3 separate regions of the Homo sapiens genome follow, and regions 2 and 3 are each linked to region 1. A link is a contact called in ENCODE Hi-C or POLR2A ChIA-PET data. All regions are on one chromosome and are shown on one strand. Each heading gives the region's core, a stretch centred on a gene start or an enhancer-like site at or near the end of the contact. The rest is flanking DNA. Distances are from core to core; before and after follow the strand shown. Region 1 has its middle 110 kb from the start of LINC00702. Region 2 has its middle 50 kb from the start of AKR1E2. Region 3 overlaps LINC02669 (long intergenic non-protein coding RNA 2669).

Region 1 (3,262 bases), core at 29-2,528:
AGTTACCTATGTCTCAAAGGTTCAGAGCCTGGCTGGTGTGGCAAATTTCCAAATTTACACAGGTACAAAACAAACCACACTCGCTAAGCTCCCTCACAATGGTTGCTATCAGACCCCTCAAAGCTCTGATTTGCAACCCAGACCACTACCATTCTGATAGCTTTACAAACATTCTTTTCTGATAAACAATGGCAGACTTGAAGGCAGCTTCAGCAGCTTATAGAGGCTGTGCACAAACTGTTTTTGTTTCCTGCAGTTCATCTGTTGACATAAAGGGCTAATCCCACCTCATTTTAATGCTGAAACCCTGCCCCAAAGTGAACACGGGATGTATGTTACATACACATTCACCCATTGCACATGCGTTCCACTCTCCTCTTAAATATGTATAGCTTTTCCCCCAAACTTGCAGACCATGTGTGAGTCTATTGTGTAATAAGACCCCATGAGGCATAAAACCAACCCCTTCCTTCCTTCCTCAAAGAGAGAGCACCTTTGCCTCATTCTACGTAGTTCCTGCTGGAGTCTCCTGTGGTTGTGGTTGGGTCGTCTAAATTACTACAAAGAGCAAAAAAGCTCTGACATAAAAATGGTCTCTTATTTTCTTAATCTTTGTGTTTCTCAGGTGCACTGTTGTGAAGAGACCTCAGCATACGTGTCCAGAGCAGTTAGTAAACATTTAGTGAAAATCCATAAAGAATTTGTAAATGCTCTCTCTATAAATCCCTACCTGGACTCTTTCATTTTTTCCCCCAGTTTCCAGTAAGAGTACAAAGTTATGATTTTTACACGAAGATTTGTTTTCATCCCCTATTACTGTACCTTATGACATCCTGGCAAATAATAACAATAAGAAATGGGAACGATAACAGTAATTCTACTTTTGAAACACCTTTTGTCTGTAAACATATATACACTTTCTGTAAGTGTCAAGGGATATATTTAATCATGATACTAATCCCCGAGAACTTTGTGTTTTGTCTCAAAATTCAAATAGACACAGGGCCCTTTGTTTGGACTTAGTTGGTTGCACAACGCTTCCAAAGTTAGCGTGTACTGTGAAGTCAACTGGGATTTTCAAGACATTTTTATGTACACTAAATATGTCTTAACATGATCTTAATGAAAGATGTAATAATTGACTGGCAGATGGAAGAGGCAGCAAGAAAATTGTAGTTTAGTAAAATAAAGTTTCACATTACTATATCAATATTAGGTTTTACACTAAAAGGAAAGCTAAATTTAGGAGCTTTATTACATACTAGCATTGACATGAGTCATTTCCTCTCCATTAAAGCAACCAAAACCCCAACTTCCTATCTTAGGCTATAATCTGCACCAGCCAGCAGATTTCAGATCTCAATTCTGCATGTTTGAGTTCCTCAAAAAAAAAAAAAAAAAAAAAAAAAAATCTCAGTTTAAGTTTGTACTTTCAGTGGAATTTTAAATAATTCCAAGAATGAGAATAGCTAACATCAAGCATCAGATATTAGTCAGAACAGTTTCACTTTGAGCAATAAAATTAGATCTCAGTTGAAATTTGCAGATACTGGGAAAGGAAAAGTGAAGTACTTACATCTTCACAAAATAAAATGACTTGTATCAAATTGAGCACACCCACTAACACAGACACTCACAGACACACACAGCGAGACAACACAGAGATACAGATGACACACACACACTCACAGACATATACAGCGAGACAACACAGAGATAGAGGACACACAGACACACTCGCAGACACACATGGAGATAGAGACAGAGGCACAGACACAGACATACACCAACACAGACACAAGCAGAAACACAGACACAGACACACACACACACACAAGGAGATGCACAGAGACACAGACACACACACACACACCAACACAGACACAAGCAGATGCAGAGACACAGACACACACACATAGACACACACCAACACAGACACACAGAGACACAGGCACATATACACACACCAACATAGACACAAGCAGATACAGAGACACACACACACACGCACAGACACCAACACAGATACAAGGAGATACACAGAGACACAGGCACACACACACACAGACACACCAACACAGGCACAAGCAGATACACAGAGACACAGGCATACACAGAGACACACCAACACAGACACATGCAGATTGTGTGAGACAGACACACGTGCACACAAACTTCACCAACACGCACACACCCAATAATGATAAATGCTTCTCCACTTCTGTGTTTTGGTGACACTAATAATCTTGTACTTTCTTTGACACAGTAGCCCATTTTCTGTTCAAAAGCAACAGAAAAATATGTCATCTAGTTTACTGTTTTTAGAATTGTAGGATATTTTTGTTTCAGCCTCAATAAAATTACTTCTAAGTCCTTCTAAGTTTTGAGTGTCTTCTAATTTCTTCATTCCTCTAATGAAAGGTCCGGTCATGTGTAGATATCACCCCTGTGGGGACCCCCTCACATTGCACCTGACCTTGGCTGTGCTGCTGTCTGCCTGTGGATGGAGTGGATTGACAACGGTGGCATTCACATGATGAGAAAAATGCTCCTGGGGCCGCGCTCCTGGCGAATGGCTTTGGAAATCAACAAAACACAGTCCCACTTTTGTCTGTGACCAGTCTTCATGGCATATCAGTTAGAGTGGTGTGCTAAATTTTGAGACCAGGTGGACAGAAGTGAGTTAAATGTTTTCAAGTGATCAATAAAGACAAATACCTTTATTGGGTACTCATCTCAAGCTCTAGGAATGGAAAAATACAAAGATGCGTAGTCCGTATTACTCCTTCAAGGAGTTTAATAATTAATTGAACATAAAATTCCTATATATGTGTATAAATACATATATTTTAATACCTACACAATGAAAACATCATTGTGTAGCAAGTAGTCCTGTAGGAAGGTTAAAACCTTGTTTTCATCCTTATCTTATTTTTCTCACCTCTCGTAATCCAAACTATTGAAGGACATTGTTGAAGCGAGTAACAAGGACTAAAGGACCAGAAGGTCACAAAAAAGAATGCATCACTGAAGAAATAAAAAACTAAATAAATGACTCAACTTTTTCTCACAAAGCTAGTCAATAAATTCAATGTTTTAAATGTGACCTGTGGACACCATTTAGACAGGTTTAGAAATATTGTATGTTGTTGAATCTGAGTCTGAATGGATTCAATGACCTTGTGAAGGAAACAATGACCCCTATTTTGTCTAGTGAAACATGTAGCATTTACAAGCAGAACCTACTCCAATTAAAATAGAA
Region 2 (3,042 bases), core at 225-2,724, 640 kb after region 1:
AATCAAGACAGCGTGGTTTCAAAAACAGAATAAACACATTCATCAATGAACAGAATATGAAGCCAAGCAATAGATCCAAACACATTCACTTAATTCTTTATGTTGGCCTAAAGGTAATTCAATGAAGACACAGGCTTTTTAAACAAATTATGTTGGAACGGTTGCACACCTATTTCCAAAAAAAAAAACCTAGACACAGACTGTACAATTTTCACAAAAATTAACTCAAAATGGGATATAAAAGCATAAGAATGACATAATGGACTTTGAGGACTCAGGGGAAAAGGATGAGAAGGAAGTGAGGGATAAAAAACTGCAAATTGGGTGAAGTGTATACTGCTTGGGTGATGGGTGCACCAAAATCTCACAAATAACCACTAAAAAACTGATGTAATCAAATACCACCTGTTCTCCAATAACCTATGGAAATAAAAAATTAAAATACCAATTAACTCAAAATGATGCATAAACATAAATGTAAAATACAAAGGTGCAAAACTTCTGAAAGAAAATGCAGAAAATCTACCTGACCTTCTGTTTGATAAAAGTTTCTAAATACAGCTCCAAAAGCATGATCCATTCACACTCAAAAAAAGATTCATAGGTCAGGCATTATTAAAATTAAAAATGTCTGCTCTGCAAATGGCATTTAACAGAATAAAAATGGAAGCCCAAGAAAATGAGTAACTATTTGCAAAACACATATGTGATAAAAACACTTGACTCTAATATATACGACACTCTTAAAATTCAACAATAAGAAAACTAATGCCTCAATTAAGAAATGGGGCTGGGCATGGTGGCTCATGCCTGTAATCCCAGCATTTGGGGAAGTCGAGGCGGATGGATTGCCTGAGGTCAGGAGTTTGAGACCAGTCTGGCCAACATGGTGAAACCCCGTCTCTACTAAAAATAAATAAATAAATAAATAAATAAATAATTAGCCAGGCATGGTGGCATGCTCCTGTAATCCCAGCTACTCAGGCGGCTGAGGCAGGGGAATTGCTTGAACCAGGGAGGTCGAGGTTGGAGTGAGCTGAGATCACACCACTGCACTCCAGCCTGGGCGACAGAGCAAGAGTCTGTTAAAAGAAAAAAGAAAAAAGAAAAGAAATGGGCAAATTTGAACGAATACCTCAGCAAGGGTAAAAGTATCACACGAAAAGACGAAGATGCTCAATATTATATGTCATTGTGGAAATATAAATTAAACTAGTGGCAAAACTCACTACACATCTATTGTTATTCTTAAACCCACCAAAATAGCAATGCCTGGCAGGAAAGCAGAGCCGGCAGAACTCTTGCTCATTGTTGGTGACTACAAAATGTCGCAGACACTGGAAGACAGTTAAGCAGTTTCTTATAAAACTAATCATAGTCTTCCATATGACCCAGTAGTCATGCCCCTAAGTATTGACACAACTGATCTGAAAAGTATGTTTAGACCAAACCCTGCAAGCAAGTATGTATGGCAGCTTTATTCATAATTTCCCAAGACAGAAATTAACCAATACGTCCTTCAGTACTTGAATGGATACACAGACTGTGGTTCACCATGGAATACTTCTCAACAATAAAAAGGAATGAGTCACAGAGCCTTACACAGACATGGGTGAATCTTCAGTGCTTCTTGCCAAGTGAAAGGTGCCAGTCTGAAAAGACTGCATAGTGTGCCATTCCATTTCTATGACATTCTGGAAAGGGCAAAACTATAGAGGTTGTAAAAAGATAAGACATGGTCAGAAAGAGGGCAGAGTTAGAGAATAAAAGAGTAGGTGAAGTGTGTGGGGATTTTCAGGGCAGTGAAACTTTATGGTACTGTAATGATAAGTACATGACACCATGTCGTTGTCAAAACCCACAGAAAATTACAGCTCAAAGAGTAAAACCTTGCTGCATGTAAGCTTAAAATAAATCAGTTAGGAGGTCAGGGGAGCCCAGCATAGAATACATCTGACGAAAAAGTCTTACTTAACTATATTAAAAATGCATAAAACAACCTCCCTGAAGGGGATGGAGGAAAGAGGTGCTGATCTGAGTAATTTTTGAAATGAGACTTGTCTGTAAGGGACTGTCCCTAAGTCCTGCAGTCTGGCTGATAAAGTTGATTCCCACTAGGGAAACCACTATGCATGTAAACTTATATTGAGCAGTTAAGTATATCGATGGTAGCTGCTGCCACCCTGGTGTTCATTTCAGGAGTGGGACGTTATAGATAGTGAAGAGGAGCCAGCTACAATGATCCTTATGAGTTGAGGTGGAGGCCTCAGTATGAACTTGCACACAGCTTCATGTTATTAATTCAGTTTTGGTAAACACATGTTTATATATTAAAATATTACATTTACAGACACACGTACATACATGGGATAGTGTACACACCTGCATTTCTGTGCTGTGTCAACTGAGAGGACCTAGAAGCAATGACCCACCAATAGCAGCCTCCATACCTAGCACCTAGATCTTGGTTTCTAATACCATCTTCCAGTGGAAGGAACCAGGACTTACTGAAGAAATGTCTGAGTCCAGGACTGGTCCAGGTAATTTACAAGATAAGCCCTAGCATCACTGTAGTGCCAGAAGGTCAGAAAGTTTAAAAACAAACAAAAGAACAACAAACCCACAATGCTATGAGTATGTTGGAAGAACCCAAGAGAGAACTGAAAGGGCTCCCAATGGCCAGAGACGGAAAAACTTAAATAAGTAAAGTAAATAAAGCACATACTATTGGGTCATAACCCAAAATATAAAATAAATATTTATGAATCCATACTGATATCAACAGCTGAATGAATTAACAAGTAAATATTAACAATTAACAAGAAGAATAGACATATCTCTCATGCAAAATAATTCGTAATAATCATTGTAGATATTCTGCCATCAGAAAGTTGGAACAGGACTCCCTACTTCTTAAGTGTGGCAATGGCTACATAGTGACTTCCCTTTATTTTTTATTTATTTATTTATTTTTTTTTTGAGACAGAGTCTTGCTCTGTCACCCAGGCTATAGCTGGGACTACAGGCACCCGCCACCATGCC
Region 3 (3,302 bases), core at 432-2,931, 680 kb before region 1:
GATCGGCAGGAATGAAGAGTGGTGGGCAGGTTGCAGCAGGATCTCAGAACTTCTCTTCCTCCCTGCACCTCCCTGTAAAGCTCCACTGGGCCTGAAGAACCTGTCCATCTATCTTGATAAAGCCTTCAGCTTGAAGGCACCTGCAGTCTGGCCAAGGGTGCCACACAGCATTGTGTAGGACACCCTTTGAATACTTGTGGGTCATTGCTAAGCCGATTCCTCCTCCCTCCTCCTCTTTCCTCTAAATACCATGTTCTGGTTCTGCCTGTTTCTAGGTGGTCATTTCTAGGTCAGAACTATCCTATGCCCAAACAGAAGAGGGCTTGTCTGGGTTCTCAGCAAAGATGCCAGCACTTACAGAGCTTTACTAGGCAAAGCGTGATAGATGATAGATTCTGTGTTTCACCCACACTGCTTTGTTTTCACTGCTGTTTTGCAATGGGTTGTAAACATAACAGAGTCACTGCCAGTGCTAATGATCTGTGATTTTCTAGCAAGGAGGTCAATTGCACCGGGCACCTACCCACACTGCCTACTACCCTTAAAGCAGCAGATCCCATTTATTTTGGGAATGTGAACATCTTACAAACTCACACATTCCACATTGTTCTTCCCTGCCTCCCATGCCTTCATATAAATACAGCATCCCAAGGGAAAGAAAAACTGCCTTTTCATGAATCAGAGAGGATGCTTAACGTATTTGACTTAAAAAAAGTACTTTTAAAGACGTCAAATCCCAAAGTAAGCAGCTTTTACTTCAAAAATAAGCCCACTTCGATGGGAGATCAAAGGGATGGAACTTTCCAAGTTGCAGTTGAATTTAACATTCCAAGAGTCAGGAGGGCAGATTAAAATAGGATTTTGCTTGCAATAACATTTGCGGTCTGTTCAGCATTGTTGAGTGCTTAATCTAGCCAGGAAGTCTGATTTACAGGGAGCTACAGCAGGCCTTCAGCCCCCGGAATTCATCCCAAAAGCAACATGACTTTCGTTTTGAGGAAAGGCTTTGACACAGGGACTACTGCTTTCTCCCAGTAGGGGTTACCAGCCTATTTCAAATCAGGGCCTTTCTTTTCTATAGCAGCAATTGTAAGACAATGAAAACATCCTGTTTCAGAAAAGAATTTGCAAAGAAGTACAACAGGATATTCTCAAACCTGGTGCAAAGTGAATCATCTTATCAAACACAAACTACCTGAGCTATATATTGGTACTGTTTAATTGACAACTCTAAGGTAGGTCTTTGTTTTATTATTATTGTTACATTACTATCATTATTATTATTAATTTGCCATCTTCCTCTCCAAAAAGAACTGTGAATTCTTAAGAATACAGGAAAAGAAGGGACCTCAGGGCTATTATCCCCAAGGCCTTCTGTGGGGCAGGACGATTGAGGCTGGAAGGGGCTGATTTCATCCTCTTCTGAAAGCACTGCAAAAGTGAATTCTAGGGCTTCCTTCCAGAGAAGCCTTCAGAATGACTCAGGAGTCTTTTCATCTCTTCACCGAATTTCTCTTTCCTCACTGTAATTCAATTTAATTTTAGAAAATTAGAGTATAGAGTACTGGCTGCAAACACAAAAACATACAAATGCTACTTCAAAGAGCTTTTACTCTAGGAAGGAGGGCACGCATCTTCTAGTAAGCTCTGATGTTTTTCTCTGACCTCAGTGAAAATACAACGCTTTTTATTTCCAGTCATAGGTTTGGAATGTACTATCACACAGGGACATGCCGCTCAGCCTTTTCTAACCCCCATCGTAACATGCTAAAGAGAAACTGATGAAATCGTTTGCTCAAGGACATGTCTTTTAGCAGATGGGGCCAGAGTTAAACCTTGGTAATGGCTGATTCTAAAATCTAAGATATGATTTCTCATGTGCAAATTCTAAAATCAGGAAAAGTCTGAAAACAAAGTCATATTTGTAGAACTGACACCAAAATACATATGGCAGCAAAAAGTGAGCAGATTTATACAATATTGATGACAAGCTTTCTAAGTCCTTTATTCTGAATATGTATACAATTAGTACAGAAGTATTAACGTATTTTACAAATAGATGACTGCTCTAGCCCTGCTTAGGGTCCTGTGGAAAAATATGGTGAATATACCATATTTTGAAGATTGAAAAAGAAAAGAAGAACTCTGAAGCCTGTATCTCCTCAAGGGTTTTTCTTGGGGACAGTGGACCATGATGTAATTCCTCCCAAGGAAAGTGTAGAGAGCAATAACTCTTGCCGTAGAATACAATATTTTGTAAAACATGCATCAAAATATCAGAACTGAATGTAACCTTTAAGTGAATGTAATTTAACTTCCTCCTCAATTAAAAACCTTCTTTCTGCTGCTGACAGCTGTCCATTCAGCTAACCTGATGTTCTCTATTACTGGTGGCCTATTTATTGCTGCTCAGTCAGGGTTAATAGAAAATTCAGCTGGGCTTGGTGGCTCATGCCTGTAATATCAGCACTTTGGGAGGCCGAGGCGGGCAGGTCATGAGGTCAGGAGTTCAAGATCAGCCTGACCAACATAGTGAAACCCTGTCTTTATTAAAGATACAAAAATTAGCAGGGCGTGGTGGCGGGCACCCATAATCCCAGCTACTTGGGAGGCTGAGGCGGAAGAATCTCTTGAACCCGGGAGGCAGAGGTTGCAGTGAGCCGAGATCATGCCATTGCACTCCAGCCTGGGCTATAGGAGAGAAACTCCGTCTCTAAAAAAAAAAAAAAAAAAGAAAGAAAGAAAAAGAAAAAAAGAGAAAATTCTTCCTTCAGTTTAGCCACGTTGTCCTTCTCCATAACATCCCCAATGGATTCTGTTCTGTCTCATGACCAAGCGGCAGAAACAGGCCCAAGTGTGGTCCTTGCAACGACGGTGCCACTCACAGCACCAGGCCTTCCAGCGGTTGTTTTATTTTATTTTATTTTTACTTTTTTGAGACAGAGTCTCACTCTGTTGCCCAGGCTGGAGTGCAGTGGCACTATCTTGGCTCACTGCAACCTCCGCCTCCCAGGTTCAAGCGATTCTCGTGCCTCAGCCTCCCGAGTATCTGGGATTACAGGTGCGAGCTACCACGCCCAGCTACTTTTTTAGTAGAGATGGGGTTTAGCCATGTTGCCCAGGCTAGTCTCAAACTCCTGAGCTCAGGCAATCCGCCTGCCTCGGCCTCCCAAAGTGCTAGATTACAGGCGTGAGCGACCGCGCCGGCACAGTGGTTGCTTTAAAATTTAATTATTCACTTAAAACATTTCAAAGTGACTTGAGATCTTTCATTCAAAGTTTACACCCATAAATATTTGATG

Evidence for each region. Hi-C counts contacts between places; a loop is a spot of excess contacts on that map. ChIA-PET counts read pairs that join two places held with the same protein, here RNA polymerase II (POLR2A). Pooled maps may share reads with other maps.
Region 2: a map of Calu3 shows a loop between it and region 1 (6-fold over the local background). The contact joins two enhancer-like sites. A Hi-C loop is called at or near these places in 2 of 168 maps with a recorded cell type or tissue (Calu3 and endothelial cell of umbilical vein) and 13 of 50 pooled maps.
Region 3: a map of naive thymus-derived CD4-positive, alpha-beta T cell shows a loop between it and region 1 (2.5-fold over the local background). The contact joins two enhancer-like sites. A Hi-C loop is called at or near these places in 2 of 168 maps with a recorded cell type or tissue (endothelial cell of umbilical vein and naive thymus-derived CD4-positive, alpha-beta T cell) and 10 of 50 pooled maps. POLR2A ChIA-PET finds 5 or more read pairs at or near these places in 3 of 52 experiments (AG04450, activated CD4-positive, alpha-beta T cell and activated naive CD4-positive, alpha-beta T cell).

Annotation. Positions count from the first base shown.
Region 1 is chr10:4,130,438-4,133,699 of GRCh38, forward strand. No RefSeq gene overlaps it. Among named protein-coding and RNA genes, the nearest start is that of LINC00702, 110 kb to the right of the region's middle. Within about 2 kb of position 1,279, at least 8 of the 41 ENCODE cell types and tissues checked have a DNase peak (open chromatin) inside an H3K27ac peak, as active enhancers do; they include endothelial cell of umbilical vein, where a contact is called at or near this core.
Region 2 is chr10:4,774,482-4,777,523 of GRCh38, forward strand. No RefSeq gene overlaps it. Among named protein-coding and RNA genes, the nearest start is that of AKR1E2, 50 kb to the right of the region's middle. Within about 2 kb of position 1,475, at least 3 of the 41 ENCODE cell types and tissues checked have a DNase peak (open chromatin) inside an H3K27ac peak, as active enhancers do.
Region 3 is chr10:3,451,455-3,454,756 of GRCh38, forward strand. All of the region lies in intron 3 of LINC02669 (long intergenic non-protein coding RNA 2669), which reads right to left. All of the region lies in intron 1 of LOC105376360 (a long non-coding RNA gene), which reads left to right. LOC124902538 (a long non-coding RNA gene) reads left to right here. Exons shown (of 2, transcript XR_007062362.1): 1 at 1-1,235. Among named protein-coding and RNA genes, the nearest start is that of LINC02669, 50 kb to the right of the region's middle. RefSeq lists an enhancer at 808-1,445. Within about 2 kb of position 1,682, at least 4 of the 41 ENCODE cell types and tissues checked have a DNase peak (open chromatin) inside an H3K27ac peak, as active enhancers do; they include endothelial cell of umbilical vein, where a contact is called at or near this core.